2 separate regions of the Homo sapiens genome follow, and region 1 is linked to region 2. A link is a contact called in ENCODE Hi-C data. All regions are on one chromosome and are shown on one strand. The core of a region is the stretch at or near the end of the contact, and the rest is flanking DNA. Distances in the headings are between cores, read along the strand shown. Region 1 holds the start of PANK4 (pantothenate kinase 4 (inactive)). Region 2 overlaps PRDM16 (PR/SET domain 16).

The links. A loop is a pair of places that touch in the nucleus more often than their neighbours do. Pooled maps may share reads with other maps.
Region 1: a loop to region 2 is called in a pooled map, with 5 times the contacts of the local background. The contact joins the promoter of PANK4 here to the enhancer-like site in region 2. A Hi-C loop is called at or near these places in 6 of 50 pooled maps.

The regions. Positions count from the first base shown.
Region 1 is chr1:2,524,378-2,530,321 of GRCh38, reverse strand. PANK4 (pantothenate kinase 4 (inactive)) reads left to right here and starts at 3,726. Exons shown (of 19, transcript NM_018216.4): 1 at 3,726-3,858. The coding sequence starts at 3,735. It overlaps HES5 (hes family bHLH transcription factor 5), which reads left to right and starts at 59. Exons shown (of 3, transcript NM_001010926.4): 1 at 59-211; 2 at 311-476; 3 at 573-1,577. The coding sequence starts at 158. The coding sequence ends at 853. RefSeq lists enhancers at 1-302, 817-1,536, 1,537-2,257, 2,979-3,699.
Region 2 is chr1:3,420,284-3,426,692 of GRCh38, reverse strand. It overlaps PRDM16 (PR/SET domain 16), which reads right to left. Exons shown (of 17, transcript NM_022114.4): 13 at 943-1,112; 14 at 468-642. Among named protein-coding and RNA genes, the nearest start is that of ARHGEF16, 31 kb to the left of the region's middle. RefSeq lists an enhancer at 5,529-6,029. Within about 2 kb of position 3,237, at least 10 of the 41 ENCODE cell types and tissues checked have a DNase peak (open chromatin) inside an H3K27ac peak, as active enhancers do.

The sequences.
Region 1 (5,944 bases), core at 2,477-4,976, 900 kb after region 2:
ACTCCAGGCGCCAGGCCGCCGCCCGCGCCTATATAGGGCGTCGGCGCGCGGGGCCGGTGTCCGCGCCAGCCCGGGACGCGCTTGGCCTTGCCCGCGCCCGCTCGCCTCGTCTCGCCCGGCCTCCCCGCGTCGCCTCGTCGCCTGTTCCGCGCCAGGCATGGCCCCCAGCACTGTGGCCGTGGAGCTGCTCAGCCCCAAAGAGAAAAACCGAGTAAGTACCAGACTCGCCCGGCGCGCTGTCCCCGCGGCCTCCGGTCCTCGGGGGTCCCTGCGCCGTGCCGGGCCAGCCTGACACCCCCTCCTCCCGCAGCTGCGGAAGCCGGTGGTGGAGAAGATGCGCCGCGACCGCATCAACAGCAGCATCGAGCAGCTGAAGCTGCTGCTGGAGCAGGAGTTCGCGCGGCACCAGCCCAACTCCAAGCTGGAGAAGGCCGACATCCTGGAGATGGCTGTCAGCTACCTGAAGCACAGCAAAGGTGAGCGCGCCCGGGCCCCCCGCGCCCCGAGTTCCCACCGCGCCCCGGCTCCCCCGCGCCCCGCCGCCCGCTCACCGCCGCCGCGTCTCCCCGCAGCCTTCGTCGCCGCCGCCGGCCCCAAGAGCCTGCACCAGGACTACAGCGAAGGCTACTCGTGGTGCCTGCAGGAGGCCGTGCAGTTCCTGACGCTCCACGCCGCCAGCGACACGCAGATGAAGCTGCTGTACCACTTCCAGCGGCCCCCGGCCGCGCCCGCCGCGCCCGCCAAGGAGCCCAAGGCGCCGGGCGCCGCGCCCCCGCCCGCGCTCTCCGCCAAGGCCACCGCCGCCGCCGCCGCCGCGCACCAGCCCGCCTGCGGCCTCTGGCGGCCCTGGTGACCCGGCGGGACCTGCGGGCGCGCGGCCCGACGACCAGAGGGCGAGCCTGCTCCTCTCGCCTGTAGGGAAGCGCCTTCCCGCCGTCGTCCGCCCCGGGCTTGGACGCGCCCTTCTCCGGAAGGCTCTGGCCCCAAGCTGGCCGGCCCGCAGGAGCCCCATTCTCAGAGAATGTGTGTGCAGAGTCCCTGCCGTTTTAGGACAATCAGGGCCCATCTTCTGCCAAGTGTCTGACCCCATGGGGTTGTTCTGTGTTTGCATTTAAGCAAGTGACTTCTGGGAAGTCCCCGGCCGCCCGGGGTTCTATGATATTTGTAGTGCCGGGGCTCGCACACTGCTGCCCCCAGCCTGTAGAGGACTTTCTTCAGGGCCCGTAGCTGCTGGGCGTACCCCTGGCAGGCGGGCTGTGCCGCGGGCACATTTGCCTTTTGTGAAGGCCGAACTCGAGCTGTATCCTCATAGGAAACAGTGATCACCCCGGACGGGCGTCCAGGACCCTGAGGGCCATGGCCAAAAGGCTCCTGAGTGTGCCTGGTGGTCTGGCTGGGGCTCACGGTGGGCTGTCTGGGGAGGGTGGGTGCCTCCACTATGATCCTTAAAGGATTCCTCTGTGTGGGTGGATGCGTGTGGGCACGACTTTGTACTCAGAAATTGAACTCTCAGTCACGTGGAAGCCACGGGACTGCTCCGAAGCCGCCATAATAAAATCTGATTGTTCAGCCCCCAACACAGTGTCGTCTGCTGTGCCTCACGCCTGTCCTTGGCAGCCATGGAGCGGGTCTGCAGGGGTGAAGGGGAATGGGCAGGGCCATGGTAGCAGTTAAGCAGGGAGGGACCCCTGCCAGTGGCCCCCTGGACCCCGGAAGAAGGGTGGGGTCCTTGCTCCGGAAGAACAGGGGGAGGGAGGGATGGAGGGAAAGCAGGTGAGGGGCAGGGGCAGGGGGAGGTGGGCTGGAGGGGTGGACATGGTCGGAGCCCTGGGTCTCCCCCCGCCCAGGCCTTTCACTAGCTTCCGGAAGGTAGGGGTGGGGCAAGGTGACAGCGCAGGACCTTAGGCTGTGTCCACTGAGAGGCGACCCAGGGCCACAGCCCGCAGTAGATCTGTTGCTACAGCCAAAGGGGCTTGGCCCTGGGCCAAACAGGAGAAAACATTTGCCCCGAGTTGCTGCTGCACACTCCCACGGCCTGCAGCGCCAGTCCTGGCATGGGCTCCGGGGACACCTGCCCGCTGGCCACCGTGCCAAGGCAGGATCTGGCAGTCCTGGCAGGAGCCTGCACGGGGCCATCCCTTGCCTCAGAAAGGGCATGTATTTTTAGGCAGGCCACAGGGTGTTGGCTGAGTCTGCAAGAACTGAGGCCTGTGGCTCCCAGGGACCAGCTCCCAAGGGGCAAAATCCATCCAGCAAGGATTGGGCCGGAGTGGGCCGCATTCCCACCCCCGCTGAATGGTAGCCCCGTGTGTGGGCCTGCCCTGCCTGCTCCTTCCTGCTCAGCCCCTCTCGCTCCGCTCAGCCTTCAGCCCCTTTCTGGCTACTCCACAGGCAGTCTAGACAGGGTCCCCCCACCAGACCAACCCAGTGCCTGCCAGTGGTCCCTACCGAGCCCCGGGGTATGGTGGGCAGAGGACAGGGAAGGCCCCCATTCACCTGCATGTTTCCCGCATGTTCAGTGGGCACACAGGTGGGCGCCCCTCATGGAGGGCACCTCCTGCCAGCCTGGCCCATGGCACACCATGCTGCCAGGGGTCTGAGCTGCCAGAGGTCTAAGCCGCCTGGGGTGTGCTCCACTCTTCCACCCAGGCCTCCCTGGGGCAGGCTCCCCCTCCAGAGCCACACACCCACCCCCTTGGAAGACACAGGCAAGGATGCCTCCTCCCTGAAGGCTTGCCCTGCGCACACAGATGCATTATCCCTGGAGTTTGTGCCGCCCCACAGGCCTGTGCTCCCAGGAGCCCTGCCAGGCAGCTGGTGGCATTCTCCACGTGCAGACAGAGGCTGAGGGCCAGAGACATGCAGTAATGACCCCGGGTTACCCGGGAGGGGCTGATCTGTCTGCTTCCAACACTGGGCTTTTTCCCAAGGCGCCCAGAGCCTCTGGAGAAGACGCATCTCTTCATGCCAGCAGGGCTTCCCAGCCACTCACCCTGGAACCCTGGCCTGCCCCACCTATACCCCTGTCCTGGCTCCAGCTGCTTCCAAGGCTTGTTCCTGCAGCCTCCCAGGCACCTGTCTTGCCCACAGGCAGCCTGCCTGGCTTCCCCCGACCACAGCACTTTCCACGGATCGCCATTACAGCACACATCTTCCCTACCCGCAGGTGCATGCCAGGCTGGGGCTCCTCCCAGGTGGGGCAGGGTTCCCCACTCCTCTGGTTTGCATGGGACTTTTAACATTGAAAGTCCCACGCCCCTGGGAAGCCAGGATTGAGTCACCCTAGCAAAGAGCGCATCACATTCGCCCTGGCGTGCAGGGCCAAGCTTACAGCAGGCACTCGCTGAAGGGCAGGGCTCTCTGACAGTCTGCAGACCCACGTGCCCCCTTAGAAGCAGGTGGGCGGCCTCTGCGGCCTCCCTCAGCAGGGCTCAGAGCACTTGAGTTAAGCCTGTGGACAGCGCGGTAAAAGAACATCAGTCCAGATGTTCTGTGCTGATGCGCGATCTCTGGAGGATAACCGCCCGCCCGCCCGCAGCCCCGGGCCTCTCGGACCCCTGCCCAGCACTGGCCCTAGCTCGCCCTGTAGCGGCCGAGACCTCAGAGGCCGGGGGTGGGGGAGGGAAGGGGCGGGGCCGGCGCCTCATTAACATAATCTATGCGAGGGGGCGTTTGGCAGTCAAATATATGCGCATATATCTCCATGGCTGATGAGCTGGCCGGGCACTTTCAAAATGGCGGAGTGTGGAGCGAGCGGCAGCGGGAGCAGCGGGGACAGTCTGGACAAGAGCATCACGCTGCCCCCCGACGAGATCTTCCGCAACCTGGAGAACGCCAAGCGCTTCGCCATCGACATAGGTAGCCGCAGGCCGGGCGCCGGGCGCGGGCTGCGGGGGCGGGCGGGGCGCCGGCGGTGGGCCGGCGAGCGGGGGCGGCGGGAAGGACGAAGGGCGGGGGCGCGGGCCTCGCGCACAGCCTCACGGGCCTTGTAGTCCGCGGGCCCGCGCACAGCCTCACGGGCCTTGTAGTCCGCAGGGTCGCTGATGCGCGGGCTCGGGGCGACGGCCGGACTACAGCTACCGGCAGGCGCCGCAGGGACCAGAGCGGGGCCTGCCGGGCCTGGTAGTTCGCGCGGCCGTCCTGGGTGGCTGGGGGCCGGGGTCCAGCGTTACCCGCCGCGAGGTGGGAGGGTCGGCGGAATTTTATGTCTTCGGCCACATCGGCATCTGGGCGCCCCGGCTCCGCCGCTTGGCTGGTGGCTGGCCTGAGATTTGGGGTCCTTAGTTCTGGTCGAGACGAGGACGAGCTCGGCGGGAAGCCCTTGGCAGAGTGGCCCCGAAAAGGCCGCGCGTTCCCGCGGCGTGGCCAGCTGTGGCCCGCGGGCCGGACAGTCCGTGCACAGGCCCCGCTCTCTGGAGAGTGGACGCCGGGCGTGAGTTCAGGCGGCCGTGGACGTGGGACCTGGGAACTCGTGCCTCTGGTTTAAAAGCCACCCGTGCCTTCCGTGGCCTTTAAGGCGGCCTGCACTTCTGCCCTGGCCTCTCCAGGGTCCGCTGCAGACCCTCCTGCCTGATGGCTGTGCTCTCAGTAATGACGGCGGGCCAGGCTCTGTTCTAGACCTTTTTCCCACGCTCCTGACTCCCGGACACCTCCCAGCCACCTCTAGGGGAGGAACGCGAATTACTCCCTTTTCGCAGATGAGGATACCAAGCCCCAGAAAGGTGAACTAATTTGCCCAGGGTCATCGGGCTAGAAAGTGGCAGAACCAGGATTTGAACCAGCCACTCCCTGCTCTCCTACTCTGCCCATGTTTCAGGCATGAGGGCTTCCTGGGGGCAGCTTCACCTGGAGAAACCCCCCTTGAATAGCCGCTGCGGCTTCACATACCTCTCCCTCTTAGCACTCATCTCGGTCGTAGGCTGAGTCTGCTTGTGTGTGAATCCCACAAGAGCAGCGGTGTGTCTTGTAGCCCCAGCCCCCGAAAAGGATGCCCAACCTGTCTTTGCCGCCCAGTAAATACTGGGATGAATGGGCCTGCCGCTGACTGCTTCCCACCTCCCTGGAAAAGCTGGGACTCAGAGAGACCCAGGCCATTCCCTCTGAGCTGTGTGCTCCTGGTGCATCTGACATGTTTGCTGCTGTGGTGTCCTCGGGGTTGTTGGTGTCATCATCTCTCTGAGATGTCCAGCCAGGGAAGGGTGTCCTCTAGGGAAGTGGGGGGCGATGAGAATGGAAGTAGCTATAGGTCCTGGCTCCCACCTTTCAGTGAGCTTATGGGAGGCAATGCTTCTTAGGGGGTGTGGCCTGGTGCCAGGTATGAGAACGTGTGAGTAGCATCTTTAGGGACCGCTGATAGGACTTGGGACTGACTGGTTATTGGGCTGCAGGTGCTGAGCTTGCAGCCCTAGCCTAGGGGATTGTCTACCGCAGGCCTCACCAGAGGCTCCCCAGCCATGCTTCCCAGCCTTCTGAGACCTTGAGGCCCGGTAGAGCGTGTGCTCTGCAAGGTTCTGCTGCCCTTACACTGGGGGATTCTGTTACTGGAAGCAAGTCGGGATTAAATGTTTCTGAAATGCAATTGCAGTTGACCTGCATAAGTCACTTGGGGAATGGCCAGGAGAACAGGGCTCACCGTGGATGTTCTGTGTGGCCCCGAGAGGCCAGTGAAGCCGCAGAGCTGGGGCTGTCCAGGAAGGGCTGTCGCAGCCCTAGAGGGCCCTGGAGTACCAGCCTGTTCTCCAGGCTGAGCCCAGGGGGTTTCTTGGTAGAAGGATACTCTAAGAGGTCTGTTTAGTGCTGGTATTTATTTCCCCTCTTCAAAGTTTCTCCCTGCGTCTGGGTCCTGTGTCTCTGGTTCTTAAGAGGACCTGTTGACTGATACTGAGAGACCTTTTGTTTGTTACTCCTGACCGAGCTGCTGGGAGGCCACGCTCAGGGTGGGGTG
Region 2 (6,409 bases), core at 1,988-4,487:
GAATGTGTACATGTACACGGGGCATACCTATGTGTGCATGTGTGTGCGTGCATGTGTACACATGTGTATGTGTGTACATGTGTGTATAAAGGTGCAGCATTTTGGTTTGGAAATCTTTAGTGCCTCAGATTAAATCAAAATGTCCTTGAGTGTCAGCGGCACAGCTGAACTTGTGCCCGGCTCGGTCACCTGGCTAGTGTTTTGCACACACATATGTTAACAGTGAGGTCATAAGCCCAGGGGTGCTTACTCTCATGACTCTCCAGGTGGAGGAACTGAGGCAGACAGCGCAGCTTCCCCAGGTTCCCAGAGCCCAGGGGCCTCACCCTCTGTGGTGAGGCCCCCACTGCGCCTATCTGGATGTGTTAGGGGCTGGTGCTGGGGTGGAGGTGCATGTCCTCTGAGGGTGGCCACGCAGGGCTGTTGGCCGGGTCCAGACTTTCCCCAGCCCGCGATAGTTTTCTTACCGTTTCTCTGTTCGCGTTGATGCTTGGTTCATCTCACTATTGGCAATAAAGTTTCTGATTTCCGAGAAATAAGAGTCTTCTTTCTCGTCTAAAAGTGCGTGGTTGTCCGACTCTGAGGTGGGAGAGGACGCGCTGGTCCCCAGGTGGTTCGTGAGGACCCCGGGGTGCTGGCTCACTGCGGAGGGGCGGGAGCATCAGGGGGCGGCCTCTCGCTGGACCCCTCCCTCCGTGGGGCAAACCAACCGCGAACGGGGTACACCTGGGGTGCTGTTAGGGAGGCAGGTTTCTTAGGGACACCGGAGAGCACGAGGTTCTCTTTAATGACCACGGTTTGAGGGGTGCCTGTTGGCTTCCTGAGGGGTAGTCTGTGGCCCTCTTCCCTGCCCGGCGCCCACTCCCCTGCTGTTCCCCCTCCCCCTCTGTGGGGCCTGCCCGTGTGGGTGCTCTGGGGGCTGCCCCACCCCGCGTGGCCCACCTGGTGCGTTCTCGTGCTCGTGCTTCTTGAGGTGCCGGTCCAGGTTGGTCTGCTGCCCGAAGCAGCGGTTGCACAGGTGGCACTTGAAAGGCTTCTCCTTGTTGTGGATGTTCCGGACGTGCCGCTGGAGGTTCGAAGAGATGCTGAAGGAGCGGTCGCAGTACTTACACCTGGAAGGGGCACACGCGCTCCTCAGTGCAGGCCCCGGCTCTGCATGGCAGGCCGGGCCACAGAGGGTGGGGGGAAGGGAGCCCGCGCCCCTGCCCCGTGCCCCGTGCACAGCTTTGCCCCGCCGTGTCCCGGAGGTTGCTGGATCTCCCAGCTGCAGAGCCAAAGGCATCCTGGGGAAGCTGTCCCTAGAAACAGCCCCGGCTTCAAGAAGCAGGGGTTCACGCCTATAATCACAGCACTTTGGGAGGCCAAGGCGGGTGGATCACGAGGTCAGGAGATCGAGACCATCCTGGCTGACATGGTGAAACCCCGTCTCTACTAAAAATACAAAAAAATCAGCCAGTCGTGGTGGTGGGCGCCTGTAGTCCCAGCTACTCTGGAGGCTGAGGCAGGAGAATGGCGTGAACCCGGGAGGCGGAGCTTGCAGTGAGCCAAGATCACGCCACCGCACTCCAGCCTGGGCGACAGAGCGAGACTCCATCTCAAAAAAAAAAAAAAAAAAAAGCAAGCAGGCGTTCACCCTCCTACTGTTCTGTGGCTGGCTGGTGGATCCCCCTGGAGTGTGCCCCGTGTCCCCTGGGCAGGCGGTGCGCCCGACCCTCCGGCGTCTCCTGCCCTCTGTTGTCTGGGTCTCCCTGGCCCCCAGGCCGCGGGGCCGGCAGGTCTGCAGCCGGAGGGCGACATGCTCCTTGCAGCCTCCAGAGGGCGGCCTTGCTCCATGGAAAGACACTCGGCAAGGCCAGTTTCCCAGCCGGAGGGGCTCCACAGACCAGCTCCCAGACCAGCTCCCTGTGACCTTCCTCCTCCACCCCTCGAGGTGGCTGGGGGCCCCTGGGCAGGCCCCACCTCACTTGGAGCCTCAGTTTGCCAGTCCATTCATGGAGGGCTTGGGGGCTGCCCTGGATGTTGCCACTTGTTGGCTGCCTCCTCTATTAAGGACACAAAGACCACACTGGCCCCTTTGGGCACTGCCAGCTCCCGGGCTCGGTTTATCTTTATTCCCCCAGGGTGGGCAGGGCTGCTGCCGGCCTGCACCGTGCACGTGGGGAAGTTGGGATGAGACCCCCTTCCTCCATCTGGCCTCCACGGCATCAGGCAGAGCAGGACTCTAACACCCTGAGTTTATCAGAGCAAGGCCCCTTGCGGCTGGAAAGTCGTCATAATGAGCGATCGAGGAGGGCTGCGTGTGGAGGGTTCCCCTCAGTGTGGGGCCCTTGGGCTGGGAGTGACCTTCACAGCCACACGTGGTGACCCTGCAGGCAGGGAAAGGGAGGGTTGTTCTCTCCCATTTTTAGAGAGCGGGGCTGAGAACTAGGGGGCCTGAGCGACATGTGCATTGAGCAGCAAGAAAATCATGCCTGAAACGAAGAGGGGGAGCTGGGGATGAGCTAAGGAGGAACCCCATGAGCTCTGTAGATGCACGTGCGCTGCCTCTGTGAAGACAGCCTCCTCCCTGGGGGGCATCCGGCGGGGGGCTGGGACTGGCTTACTGAGAGGCACCCGGCTGGGCTGGGCGACGGTGAAGGGAACCCTGACTGCATGGTTTTCAGTTGCACGTGGGTGCTTGGCATGTGCGTGTGTGCCATGCCTGTGTGTGCACACTTGTGTGTGCTCTTGGTCATCAGAACGCCCGCAGCGGTGCTCATCTGATCCCACAGGCACACACGCACTTGAACATTCTGTTTATATGATCATGCGTTTTCATATTTTGAAAACAAAGCAAGCTCCATGATGCCCATGGCACAGCACACAGAAAGTCTACCCACTGCAGCAGGATCCTGGCCGGGGGGGCCTGGTAGCAGCTGGAGACCAGGCCAGGGCCTCTGTGGGAGCCTCTGTGGAGGCACCAGGATGGGGCAGGGTTTGTTCACCCGGAGTGGGTGTGGCTGTTCTAAGCACAGTGGCCTTCGTTCCCACAGAGGACAGGACTCCGAGAGGCCCCACCCCGCCCCGACCGGTGCCGGTGGCCCGCTCCAGAGCAGCATACTGGTCACATGCCCTTGTCACATGGATGGGGACGTGCCTGGTGACACTCGGGAGTCCTGGCCTCCCAGACCGGGAGGGGCTGTGTGGCTCGGCCTTCTCGGCACGGTGCTGCCCTGTACAGGAGGGGCCTGGGCTGGTGTTTGCTATCACAAAAGCCTGGCGAGGGAGTCTGACCTGCCATCAACACACCCGCAGGGGCCTCCCCAAGGCAGGAAGCTTCAGTCCCACACCTTCCGGGTGCTGCTGCCGGGCCCAGGAGCTCAGCATTCCCCACGTGCAGGGGCTGCGGCCGTGAGAAACTGTCCTTGGAATCTCAGAGCCTGCGAGTCTCCCCCAACTCCCCAGGCTGCCTGGTAAAACCTAGCAAGTCTGAAAATGGGTCCCCTAGAGAACGGGAGGCAGTCCTGGGAGAAGGGCACTCCTCTCCCACGCCTGGCCGAGGCATATCCCCATCCCACTTCGTCCCAGCAAACTTCCCTGGTGCTGCCCTAAGGCTTCATCCACTCAATTCCTGAACCTTCCAACCTTTGCCGGAGGCCAGGCTCACTCTGGCCTCTTCAACAGTAGACAGGAAAAGAAGCATTGGTGATCGAAGTCCCTGAGCTCCCCGAAGTGACCCTCAGCCTTCTCTGCTCCTGATCCCAGGGGCCTGGCCTGTGGGCTTCTTCTCTGGGAGCCCCTGCTCCTGCCCGGGTCAGCTGAGCTGCCTCCGGGCACCCGGGTCCCAGCGTCTCCTCCCACAGCCCAGTGACAGGCAGCGCCCTGGCTTGGACTGGCCATCCACAAAGCCTGCCCTGGGCGGCGCTGCAGTTTTGTTTGACTCGGCCTGTGAACTCACACAAGAATAAGGCCGAGGATGGAGCCCTTTCGGCAGCAGGGTTGGAGATGCTTGGGTGCCCCCCTACCCGACGTGTCCCACACAATCTCCCAGAAAGGAGGGATTTTACACCCTCCAATGCATTTTCTCACATCCCCCACCCTGACACATCCTTAGACTGGAATGGTGGTGCCTGGCCCTGGGACCGCCATGCTTTTGAGGCTGACTGACTGCTGAGAAAGGACACACTGGACTCTGCGTCTCCAGCCCGGATGCAAAGCACCTGCCAGTCTGAGCATTCAGGCTCTGCCCAGCCAGAGGCTTCCCACCCAGCTGGGGCCATGTGCCCCTCTGGCATGTTGAGGCAGCCCAATCTGTCTGCCTGCCTGACTGTCTGTCTGCCTGCCAGTCTGCCTGCTTGCCAGTCTGTCTATCTGCCTTCCTGCCTGTCCATCTGCTTGTCTGTCTGCCTGTCTGTCTGCCTGCCTGTCTGTCCATCTGTCTGTCCACCTGCCTGTCTGTCTGCCTTCTTGCCTGTCTGCCCTGCCTGTCTGTCTGCCTGTCTGTCCATCTGTCTGTCTGCCTACCTATCTATCTATCTGCCTTCCTGCCTGTCTGCCCTGCCTGTCTGTCTGCCTGTCTGCCTGCCTGTCTGTCCATCTGTCTGTCCACCTGCCTATCTTCCTTCCTGCTTGTCTGCCCTGCCTGTCTGTCTGCCTGTCTGTCCATCCATCTGTCCATCTACCTGTCTGTCTGCCTTCCTGCCTGTTTGCCTGTCTGTCTGTCTGCCTGTCTGTCCGCCTGCCTGTCTGTCTTCCTGTCTGTCCGCCTGCCTGTCTGTCTGCCTGCCTGTCTGTCTTCCTGTCTGTTTGCCTGCCTATCTTCCTGTCTGTCCGCCTGCCTGTGTGTCTGCCTGTCTGTCTGCATGTGTGCTCAAACACGGCTCATTCAGTTCCTGGTTTCTTTGGAAATGCAGAGACTTTTGCAGAAAGTCCACCTAATGGCTCTTGCATAAACCCTAGCAATTGTGGATCCGAGGTAAGAAATGGGATTGGAAAAGAAGCTTGTTCATAAAACTGGAGAGCAAGTCCCTTGTGTGAAGCTCTGGGGCCGGGGAGAGCCACGAACAGGGCTGTGCGTTCAATTTGGTTGCAGAGAGCCCTGAACGTGGCCCTCTCTTGCTTCTAATCTAAATAAATGGCCCAGACAGAGAAGTCCATTTGAAATTTAGGGGAGCCGTGAGCCCAGGGCTGCGAGGGAGCAGAGTTCTCCGAGCAGCTGGGGTCTGCGTTGTAAATAAGCTGACAAGCGGCCAGTGAAATTGATGGTCTCACTGCGTAAAATAACACGCCCGTGAGCTCCAAAAGGAAGGAGAACGTGCAGGGTAGCCTGGCCCTGGTGCAATGCGGAGGGCCTTGAGAGGACCTTGCTGTGACCGTGCCTGCTGCACTCCCAGAGAAGCCATTGGCAGGGGAACAACAGAGTATGGGCAGGTCAGGGGGGGTGGCCAGGGCCCCCGAGCCCCTGAGCACTGGGCAGCGGCATCCTTCCTAGGATCCAGTGAGGTCTCCTGCAGCCACTACAGGGGGATCTGCTTTTGGTGACTGTAAAAGTGAGGGAAGAGGAAGAAAGAAGAGATTTTGAAACCCAGCCGTAAAAATACAACTAAAAAAGAAAGGACATGCACGGGCCGCGTGCAGCCCCCGATGGAAGCACAACTGTGCCTCCCTTGCACGCTCCAGCTTCACACAGAAGGCAGGATGGAGCCTGGGGAGATGATGGAAGCACACGGCAGACTAGGGAGTCAGCAGCCCTGAGGCAGGAATCTCGGTCCCAGCAGGAGTCCCGGGCAGCCCTGCTCGCATCCAGGCTGTGACTCCAGGCTCCACTGGGCAGCCTCCCAGAGAGACCCCCGGGCCGGCTGTCAGGACGAAGACCAAGGAGCAGCCCCTCTCCCCACTCCCAGTTCAATTTTCATGCTTCTCCAACCCAAATCCCGCAAAGCCTATATGCTTAACTTTTTTTTTAAGAAATAAGACTGCCATTAACTCAATCTCACCTTCCCGCTTCACTCAAAGACCTCTAGGCCAGGAGAAGCTAGGGGCCAAGTTACCTCCAAGAAACATATTTGGTGCACCAAAGGCTCTACGTTCCCTACCTCAGGGCTTTGAAACACATTCTGAACGATTTCAGGTCATCTGAGGCAAGGACTTAAACGGAAGAGGCTTCCAATGTCATCTGGTTTGATTACCCTATCACTCCAGGCAACCCATGAGAAGCCTGCTTCCTCCTGCTTGCGCGGGGCTGCGTCAGCCCGACCTCTCCAGGGCACACACATATGCACATGCGGCGGGCACACACGTGGGTGCTGGCACCGGAAAGGGGCTCACACTGGGGCGGGCATGGGGGGTTGAGCTCCTCTTGGCAGGCTTCTGGGGATGGCCGGCACTTTCCCTCCTCCAATTTAAAATCCTTCTGATTATCAAAGCCAGT